2 separate regions of the Homo sapiens genome follow, and region 2 is linked to region 1. Evidence: read pairs that join two places in POLR2A ChIA-PET (ENCODE). Cell type or tissue: HepG2. All regions are shown on one strand. Each heading gives the region's core, and the rest is flanking DNA. Links, peaks and the distances in the headings are about the cores only.

Region 1 (5,377 bases), core at 378-5,377:
TTTTGTGGTTGTTTCCGTTACTGTTGCTGTGTAACAAACCGCTCAACATGCAGTGGTATCAACCCACCGCCATTTTATGATGCTCACAGGTTCTGACGGTCACAGTGAACACCTTTTATCTGTTCCACAATGTCTGGGGCCTCCACAGGAAGGAGGGGCGGGCTACAAGCTGAAATCACCTGGGCCTTCTTCATTCACATGCCTGGGCACTTGGGCGGGAGTTGCCCAAAGGCTCAGCTCAGTTGCAGTGCTGTTGCCTGGACTGCCTGCTTTCCTGTGAGTTGGATTCAACCTTTTTTTTTTTTTTTTTTTTTTTTTTGAGACAGGGTCTTGCTGGAGTGCAGTGGCAAGATCTCAGCTCACTGCAACCACCACCTCCCAGGTTCAAGCAATTCTCCTGCCTCGGCCTACTGAGTAGCTGGAATTAGGCACCCGCCACCTCACCCAGCTAATTTTTGTATTTTTAGTAGACTTGGGGTTTCACCATGTTGGATAGGCTGGTCTCGAACTCCTGACCTCAGGTGATCCACCCATCTTGGCCTCCCAAAGCGTTGGGATTACAGGCGTGAGCCACCGCGCCCAGCCTGGATTCACTCTTGAAGCCATTGAATGGCAGCTCAGGGCTTCGATGAAGAGTGAATCTCCAGAAAACAAGGGCAGAGTGACATGGCATTTTATGTTAGCCTCAGAAATCACAGAAGGTCAGTGTTGCCACGCTTTATAGGCTGAAGCAGCCACAAGCCTATCCAAGGTCAAGAGAAGGAACAGAGCCCACTTTTGGCTGGGAAAGTGGGCCAAATAATTGGCAGCCAATAATTTAAAATAATCAGTGGCATGAAGCCAGGAGGAAAGGAGACTAAGCTTTGGAACAGATTTTTTCAAGGTGGAAAAATCCAAGGTTGAAGAGAAAGGTGGACAAGCAGCTGCAGGGAAGCCGTGAGGGAGGCAGCTAAAAGCAGCCGTCTAAGCAGCACTGCCGAGTCACTCCACAGTGCCAACCACACACCCAGTGCCAACCACATTCTGGCCACGGAAGCGGTTTCACTCTCAGACTGAGTTGCAGGGGCTCGCAGCTTTGCAGGTGTTGTAGACCCACCTGGGCCACGCCCAAGCCTGTCCCTGGGTTTCTTCAGTAGAGGAAACATTTAGGGTTTAGGCCACTTCGCATCATTTCCATCATCTCATGATTGAAGGTCAATTCGCCGAGGCTGTCGCATGCAGACACGCGTGCCTGGTATCTCATTCCCCCTATTGCTCACACTTCACTTTCCCCTCCTCAGTCCCAGAGGCCGGACCTCCCCAGCTTGATGTCATCCTTTGGGTGGAAGGGAGGAAGGCAGGTGAGAGGGGCTCTCTCTGGAGGCTCCTGGTTTCTGAGACAGGCTAATTACAGGCTTCCTAATTAATGAGCCATGGGGTTGCATTTCATCCGCTGAGTCAGAGCTGGTGTCTGGGCCCTGGGCCCAAGGGAAGGGTATCAAGAATCATGGGAGGGGGAGGCCAGCCTGTGCCTCTGTCTCCCCATGCTGATTCCCTGTCCCCTCCCTTTTCAAGCCCAGTTCTCTCCAGCAGTTTAGAGGACATTGTAGGCCTCAGCCCAGCTTTGCTCCCAACTCCCGCCTCTGCTTACTGACCTTCCTGGGCCTGTTCCACTGTCTGCCCTTCACACCTTCCCACTCCACCAGGACCACGCAGGCCTCCTTTGGTTACCGACTCTCACAAGGTTTTCCAACACCCAGTTTAGTTTCTCTTTCAAATTGGATCTTCTTTGGCCACGTGTATCCCACACTGGGGGCTCTGGAGAGAGGCAGTGCACTTCGGTAGGATCCTAATACCCAGAGCCCTGGGTCGTAGATAGGGCCGTTCTTGAGCCCGTCTGTGCGTCCTCCTCCCCACACCCTTCTCTCCCAGGAACTGCACACGACGAGTACTTTTCCATTCACATTTCAACCAGGAGATTCATCTATTTACATGAGACTAACTCCGCTGAGCCTTTATGGGGGAAGCATCTTTTATTTTTGTGCCTAGAGGTGTAATACTGAATTTCAAAGGCTGTGCTGGAGCCTGGTCATGAGGTTGTTATTCCATAATTAGACTCTGTTGTGCCTCTGGTTCTGGATTGCACAGTGGATTTGAAATCAAGTGAAGACATTTCTGTAGGTCGTGTAGGCAATCAGAGGGGCTCTTTGTGGTCTGAGCCTCTGTTTCATCCTAACTCCAAGTGGGGATTAAATAAGATAATACATAGGCATTTAGTGCAATGCCTAGGACATTGTTTATTCAATATATAAACTTTTATTAAAGCTTTTGAATGCAAAGGTTTTTAACATGCATGGATGGCCTTCAAGGTCTCCATAATCTCCTTGATAAAATCATGCATGTGTAAAGCACTTGCTTCTGGGCCCATAGGCTGGACACAGCTGGCCCCTCCACAGAGGGTGACATGGCTCCTCAGCCCTGCAAAGATTGGCTCTGGGTGCCCAGGCTGCCTGCTGGTGGGGCTGGAATTCTTTTCATATTTTTTCAGGGGATCTTTGGACTAGAATCCTAGATGTAGGATGGCTGGGTAGAAGGGTACATGCATACGTGACTCAGCCAGATATTGCCACATTCCCCGCCAAAGATTGTACCCTTTGTATTCTGAGCATTAGTATATGACAGCTCCTGTTTACCTGAAGTCTCACCTACAGATTGTGACCAAACATGGAGATTTTTGCCAATCTGCTAAGCAAGAAGTAGTTTTTCATGGTCCTCTTTATTTCATCATATTATGAGTGAGGCTGAACATTGTTTACATGTTTAAAAGCCATTTGTATTTCTTTGTGAATCTGTTATTTTTAGAAGCTATATGTTATGGGTATTAACCATTTAATACAGGTTGCAAATATATTTTCCAAGCTTGTAATTTTCGTTTTTACTTGCTAATGAATTTTGCCATGTAAGAGGGTTTTTGGTTTGTTTTGAGACAGGGTCTCCCTCTGTCGCACAGGTAGAGACAGGGTTTCATCATGTTGCCAGGCTGGTCTCAAACTCCTGACCTCAGGTGATCCGCCCACCTTGGCCTCCCAAAGTGCTGGGATTACAGTGGCTCGATCTCGGCTCACTGCAACCTCTGCTTCCCAAGCTCAAGTGATTCTCTTGCCTTGGCCTTCTGAGTAGCTGGGACTACAGGCATGCACCACCATGCCTGGCTAATTTTTGTATTTTTTTTAGAGACAGGGTCTCCCTGTGTTGCCCAGGCTGGTCTCAAACTCCTGGGCTCAAATGATTCTCCCTCCTTGGCCTCCCAAAGAGTTGGAAGTACAGGCGTGAGCCACCACGCCCGGCTGTTTTTTTTGTTTGTTCTATTTTGTTTCTTAAGGTAGTCAAATCTATCAGTCTTTTTCCTTACTGAATCTGAATTTTTTTGTTTGTTTGTTTTAGATGGAGTTTTGCTCTGTCGCCCAGGCTGGAGTACAGTGGTGCCATCTCGGCTCCCTGCAACCTCTGCCTCCTGGGTTCAAGTGATTCTCCCACGTCAGCCTCCTGAGTAGCTGGGATTACAGGCACCCGCCACGACGCCGGCTAATTTTTGTATTTTTAGTAGAGACGGGGTTTCACCATGTTGGCCAAGGTGGTCTCTAACTCCTGACCTCAGGTGATCCGCCCACCTTGGCCACCCAAAGTGCTGGGATTACAGGCGTGAGCCACCGCATCTGGCCTGGATTTTGAATTAGGACAGTTTTCCTCACTCCCAGGTTGCGAAGGAGTTCTCTCGTTTTCCATTTATCTCTAGTTCTTCCATGGTTTCATTCGCCCAGTGACTGCAGCGCCACCTGTGGAAAGGTCAGTTTTCCACCATTCCTGCCTTGCAGTACACAAAATTTCCATGTGTAGTTGGGCCTGCCTATGGGTTTTTCATTCTGTTCTGTTCATCTGCCTGTGTATTCGTGGGTTAGTTCTCCCCACCCACAAACCAAACTGTTCTTTTTCAGAGTTTTCCTGGCTACCTTGACTTATTCTTACAAATGAGCTTTATTTTTATTTTTTTTTGAGATGGAGTTTTGCTCTTGTTGCCCAGGCTGGAGTGCAGTGGTGCGATCCTGGCTAGTGAGATCACTTGAACCTCTGCCTCCCGGGTTCAAGCGATTCTCCTGCCTCAGCCTCCTGAGTAGCTGGGATTACAGACGTGCGCCACCACACCCGGCTAATTTTTTGTCTTTTTAGTAGAGACAGGGTTTCACCATGTTGGCCAGGTCTCAAACTCTCGACCTCAGGTGATCCACCTACCTCGGCCTCCCAAAGTGCTGGGATTACAGGCATAAACCACCGTGCCCGGCCTACAAATGAGCTTTACAAGAAGAGTATCTAACGACAAAGGCAAATGTCCATGAGATAGTGTTAGAAATAGCAGGCAACAGACCCACACACTATATACCTAGAAATATTTTTTTCTTTACAGAAAAACATTGAAAGGGAAAACATCAAGATGTTTGTGTGGTGCTCACTTGATAGCCGGGTTAAGGGTAGCGTTATCCTATTATTGGTGAAAACCCGGAGGGAATAAACTTGACCCTCCCAAGTCTTCCTCCTTTGTCCTCACCTTAGTCCTGTGCCACTCTGGAGATCTTGTCACCCCTCTTGGCACAGACAGAGCCATTTCAGGCACCTCTCTGCAAGGGAGGGAGTGCATTACAGCCAGGTGGAGCCTGGGTGCACCGCTTCTGCCCAGCGGGGGAGGAAGGCAGGTGGGGTTCAAGCCTGTCTGATTTTGTACACCATTGTTTTGCTCTCCTGCCCCCATGGGGGGGGGGGCTTTCCTCCTCTCCCAGGTGACAGTTCATAAGAGGGAAGGGCGACAAGCTCTTATTTTGGCCCAGCACTGTCCAGGAGAACTTTCGGTGATGGTGGAAATGGTCTCTATCTGTGCTGTCCAATATAGGACCCACCTGTGCTGATCATAACTCCCAAAACAGGATCCCCATCACCATAATCCTAAATGTTGAAATCCTGAAAGATCAAAATCCCTGAAGTCTGAAATCCTAAAAATCACAATCTCAAAAGTCCAAATTTAAGAAGACTTAATTGTACCTAATTTCAAATCTGTCACTTATGGTTTGGGGATTCAATTAGACATCAGGGATTTTAGACTTCAGGGATTTTGATCTTTAGGGATTTCAACATTCGGTGTTATGGCCTTTGGGACTGTGTCTTTTGGGATTATGGCCGAAACCCAGTAGCCACTAACCCCATGTGACTATCAAGCACTTTAAATGTAGGTGGTGTGAGTAATGAACCGAGTTTAAAAATTCATTTACTTTTAATTAAATAGCCACTGTGGCTAGTGGCTACTCTACTGGACAGTGCGGTTTTCACTAATTCACAACCCAGCCCTGCC
Region 2 (5,377 bases), core at 243-5,242, 160 kb before region 1:
TGGAGAATTTTCAGCCTTCGTCTGTTCTTCGAATATTTCTTCTGTTCCATTTCTCCCTTTCCGCTTTTCTGAAACTGAAATTACATGTAGGTTAGATCATTTCATTGTATCCTTTATACCTCTTACCTTCTCTTTGGTATTTTTTTATAAATCTTTTTGCTTCTCTCTGCTTCATTCTAGATACTTCCTTTTGACCTATTTACCAGCTCACTAATTCTCTCTTCAGGTATATTTTACCTGTTCTTAAATTTATCCATTAAGATCTTTTTTTCAGATCTGCTATTACATTTTTATACCATTCTTGACTAAAATTCTTAATGCTACAGGACTGTTCTTCTTGTCTGTTTCTTACTGATTCTCATGTTGCCTTTTTATGGACTAGACACTGTAGTTTTAAAATTATTTATAGAAATGACCTGAGACCTATGATATATTTTTCAAGAGAGGATTTACGTTTGTTTCTAGCTTTGCCTAGGAGTCTTCAATCATTTTAATTCAGTTTCAGGGACTGATTTGCTTTTAAGCAGGGCTGTAGTCCCTACAGGGGTGGTCAACTTCATTTCACTACCTAATATACCTATTATGTGTGGAGTACTTTGCTAGATGTTGGGTAGGTCTTGTGAGCAGAGCAGACCTCTCTTTGGTCTGTATGGAGCACGGAGCTTGATTATAATTGGCAGGTGTGTGTGTGTGTGTGTGTGTGTGTGTGTAAATAAATAAATATTTATTTATTTATTTATTATAGGCCGGGTACAGTGGCTTACACCTGTAATCCCAGCACTTTATGAAGTCAAGGCAGGTGGATCACTTGAGGTCAGGAGTTTGAGGCCAGCCTTGCCAACATGGTGAAACCCTGTCTCTTCTGAAAATACAAAAATTAGCCAGACGTGGTGGCAGGTGCCTGTAATCCCAGCTACTCGAGAGGCTGCGGCATGACAGTCACTCAAGCCCGGGAGGTAGAGGTTGCAGTGAGCTGAGATTGTGCCACTGTAATCCAGCCTGGGTGACAGAGTGAGACTCCATCTCAATATATATATGCGTGTGTGTATATATATATATCTATATCTTTAAGATAGATATATTTATATAGCTAAGTAATTAATAAATATATTAAGTTCTATGAAAGCAATGAGTAGGCTGCTATGGTTGTGAATATTTGGACTACACAGGGGATAAGAATGGGTCTACCATAATTAGCAGGGACAGGTTTTGTTTAAGCCAAAAACTAAGAGGGCTTAGAACAGAAACCGCCAGGCAGAAGCAGTTACCAGTGTGAAGACTAGATGACAACCAAAAAAGTATGTGGGAGGAGGGAGGGGAGGTTGCGCAGTGGGGAGTTGAGATTGACTTAGAACTGTATTAATGAGCTTTCCCCCCAACCCCCATTTTTCTCCCATTTACCTTCAGAAAAATTAGTGATTTGGCTACCAGTGAATCTAGGCTCCAGGTGTAGCTCTGTAGTTTTGGACTAGTTACCTAATTCTTCATTCACAACAAAACAGAAGGAGAGAGGAAAAAGAGAGCAAACATGGAATTGGGATGGGAAGTAAGAGAGCACATGAGGAGAGAGACTATGTCAAGTTTCTTCGTATTCCTTTTTTAATTACAGAAGAAAAGATGGGATAAAAATATTCCATCTTATTTCTCTGTTTAAAAGAAAGAGTAGGCCGGGCATGGTGGCTCACACCTGTAATCCCAGCACTTTGGGAGGCTGAGGCAGGCGGATCACAAGGTCAGGAGTTTGACACCAGCCTGACCAACATGGTGAAACCCCATCTCTACTAAAATTACAAAAATTAGCCGGGCGTGGTGGCGCATGCCTGTAATCCCAGCTACTTGGGAGGCTGAGGCAGGAGAATCGCTTGAACCCGGGAGGCAGAGGTTGCAGTGAGCCGAGATCACGCCACTGCACTCCAGCCTGGGCAACAGAGCGAGACTCCTTCTCAGAAAAAAAAAAAATAATAATAATAAAATAAATAAAAGAAAGAGTAAATGAATCAAAATGAAGAGAAGCCATTTTATCTGCCTCCTGGATGAAGAGTTTCATTGATGAACCTGAAATGTTTTGGTTAACATGAGAAAGGAGGGTGAGAAGATGCCTGAGATGTGAGCTCCTTGAGGACAGGAGCTGCTTTCTCTCTCCAGCCTGGCACAAGACAAGGAACTTAGTTGAATGAATGAGCAAATAAGTGGTTCTCTGCTTTGAAGGAACTTGGACTGTCATTACCTTGCAAATCAGGTTTACCATTTATTTGCTTTATATAAGTTCCAGAAAGAAACTATTTCCTCTCATAATATTACTACCCTAAACTTCTGGTCTGATCTATGGATTGTAGAGCTTAAATTTCCTCAAACCCCAACAGTCAGAGATTGTTACACCAAGATAAATAGCATATTTCTCAGCGCCTTGTATTTTCTGTCTTTGGCCACAGACCTTAGGACTTAGGCTGATATTTGAGAAGGAAAAACTGGAATTTAGTAGAATTATACTTCCTGTATCTTAATTTTCCAACTCTTATATAAGGTTTGCTTTTTCTAGAGAGAGACTAATCTGGAATGAGAATGAATTCTCATCAGTAAAGGCAAAGCTTTAAGTGGGTCATCTGACTTTGCTTTTGTGCTCTACATTCACCCTGCTCATAAAAGGTCCTTTCATGAGTTTTCTAGGCTTTCATCACTGCCAGCGTCTCCACAGGCATTGTGAAAGTATTAAACTTCCTACCCTCCCCCATGCTTGTCTCATGGACTCTTTCGTAGAGTGCACAGTGGACTGTGTTTAGCTCAGCAGGAACTCTTTGCAAACACTGAATACATGAACAACCCCCCTGGAAAGATAAGAGATTTCAGTATTGCTTGGTGTCATAGCCGCAGAAGTTAGTGTCTGCCAGTATCTGATGAATATGGTGACTTGCAGCCTAATTTTTGTGAAATTATGAGGCCAAAGTTTAAGAAGTGTTCATGTTAAAGTTACTTATATATAAAATTTGCCTATCGATAATTTCTGTCAATAGGAGGTTGATGAATGCTTCACATAACCTAGATACTCCTAATTAACTGTTTTTTATTTCTTTTTTTCTAGGACACATGTTCAAAGAGCATAATTAACTTTTTAAAAGAAGCTAGTAAGTACTGAAATAGTTTTTTAAGTTTTTTCTACAAGAATAGAGGAAGAAAGGAAACATGGAATTCTGAAGGGCTACTTAGCAAGCTGCTTATGGCATAATCTGGGGTGGGGGTGCATAGTAAAGGATTTGCATTTTACTGAGACCGATACATGTCAAGGGAATGGTATTTAAAATTAGTGATATGTGTTGATTTTTCAAGGACTATAGCCCATCAACTACAATAGGCTCCAAAAAATTCTGGTGAAATTAGCTTCTTGGAGCCTTCCAGTTTACCTACTATGTTATTCCCACTATAAAATATTCTCAACTTTTGGGGTTTTAGCCACTTAAGTTTTTTATTTTCTCTAATGTCTCTAGTATCTGCTTTAGTTTCCTGTCAATGCTAGACTCTGTGGTTCAGCAGTTCATCCATTCTCTTCCCAGTACTCAACCTCGTTGCTTATAGTTTCATTACATTCATCTAGCAAAACCTTAATTCTGTATGTTTGCCATACCATTAGTGCTTAGAGCATTTTTTCAGAAAAGAATCCTGGAAAAATGGATCTTATCTCACCTGGGCCCTCAGGACTGCTGGGCTGCCTGGTGTCAGCACTTCCCGCCATTTTCTATAGCACCAGTATTATTCTTAATACTTTAAAAAACCACCAGGCACGGTGGCTCACGCCTGGAATCCCAGCACTTTGGGAGGCCAAGGTGGGCGGATCACAAGGTCAGGAGATCAAGACCATCCTGGCTAACACAGTGAAACCCTGTCTGTACTAAAAATAGAAAAAAATTAGCTGGGCGTGGTGGCGGGCACCTGTAGTCCCAGCTGCTGGGGAGGCTGAGGCAGGAGAATGGCGTGAACCCGGGAGGCGGAGCTTGCAGTGAGCCGAGATTGCACCACTGCACTCCAGCCTGGGTGACAGAGCGAGACTCCGTCTCAAAAAAAAAAAGTAAATAAAAATAAAAAACCATATCCCACTATCTCCCCCTTCTCTCTTTGCCTGTGATCTTGCTGCATACTTATGGGGAAATCTTTAAGATGTCAGATTTCAGTTCTCTCACTTTTCTACAACTTCTCCCACTTTTGCCTTTCTTATGTACCTTCCCTTCCTTCCCATCTGATTCCTTATCAGTATTTACACATGATTAGTTCTTGCCTAACCTAATAGACCCTTTCTTGAGTGCAAATCAGTGGCTATTTTTGCTAGGGTATAAAAATTACCTATCTAATCACCTTGACAAAGTTACCCTGTTATTTCCAATAACTTACTTCCTATGGATTCTTGTAGATTTTCTTTTTTTTTTTTTTAATTTTTTTATTTTCAGATGTTTTCTCGCTTTGTCACCATGCCTGGCCTAAATTCTCGTAGGTTTTCTATGTAAACAATCAGATTTTCTGCAAGTATTAGTCTCCTTTCTAATTGTTATAATTTTAATTTCTTTTTCTTTTTAAAATTTTTCGTAGAGACAAGGTTTTGCTATGTTGTCCAGCCTGGTCTTGAACTCCTGGGCTCAAGCAATCCTCCCATCTCAGCCTCCCAAAGTGCCATTACAGTGGCATGAGCCACTGTGCCTGGCCAAATTTCTTTTCTTGTTGCGAAGGCAGACTTTTCATACAATACTGAATAGAAGTGATAGTAGATTACTTTATTTCTGATTTTCAAAGGAATGCTTTCCGTTTCTCTCTGTTGAAGATAATTGCGTATTGTTTTTTTTTTTAAATAGTAACTTTTATCAGGTTAAGGAAGGTTTCTTCTATTTCTATTTAAAAGGATTTTTTAAAATCTTGAATTCATATGTTTTTATCTAATGCATTTTCTACATCAGTTGAAATGGTTGTATGAACTCTTTTAATATGGGTGAATTATATTTATAGATTTTATGTTAAAATATCCTTGTATATCTTGGATAAACTCAACTGGATCATGATTTATCTTTTTTATATGCTAGATTCAATTTGTTGATACTTTGTTATGATTTTTGAATATATATTATTGTGTAAAAGTGAGCCTGTGATTTTCTTTCTTGTAATGTTTCTGTCCAGTTTTGGTGCCTGGTTTTGCTCTCTCCTTAGAATGAGCTGGGAACTAGTCACTCTTGTTTTCTCACCTATAATAGCATCTGGGTCCAGTGTTTTTTATGTGGGACAAATTTGAACTTGTGGTCAACCTCTTTAATTGTAAGAATATTCAGGTCTTTTGTTCTTCCTGGGCTAGTTTTTTATTCTTTTTCTAGAGATTCGTTCATTTTTCTTAGTTTTATTTGCC

Evidence for each region. ChIA-PET counts read pairs that join two places held together with the same protein. Peaks named below come from ENCODE experiments on the same cell type or tissue, not always from the same donor. Only the 100,000 strongest peaks of a DNase experiment are listed, where the experiment ranks them.
Region 2: POLR2A ChIA-PET joins it to region 1 with 5 read pairs; 2 of 35 experiments call an interaction of 5 or more read pairs at or near these places.

What each region holds. Positions count from the first base shown.
Region 1 is chr20:3,101,255-3,106,631 of GRCh38, forward strand. No RefSeq gene overlaps it. Among named protein-coding and RNA genes, the nearest start is that of UBOX5-AS1, 3.0 kb to the right of the region's middle. In HepG2, for the core only: CTCF peaks have their summits at 2,482 and 3,820; DNase peaks (open chromatin) are centred at 2,607 and 3,828.
Region 2 is chr20:2,944,903-2,950,279 of GRCh38, forward strand. PTPRA (protein tyrosine phosphatase receptor type A) reads left to right here. Exons shown (of 24, transcript NM_001385305.1): 3 at 3,080-3,122. Among named protein-coding and RNA genes, the nearest start is that of PTPRA, 74 kb to the left of the region's middle. In HepG2, for the core only: no CTCF peak of the experiment used is centred there; a DNase peak (open chromatin) is centred at 2,709; H3K4me3 peaks cover 1,069 bases.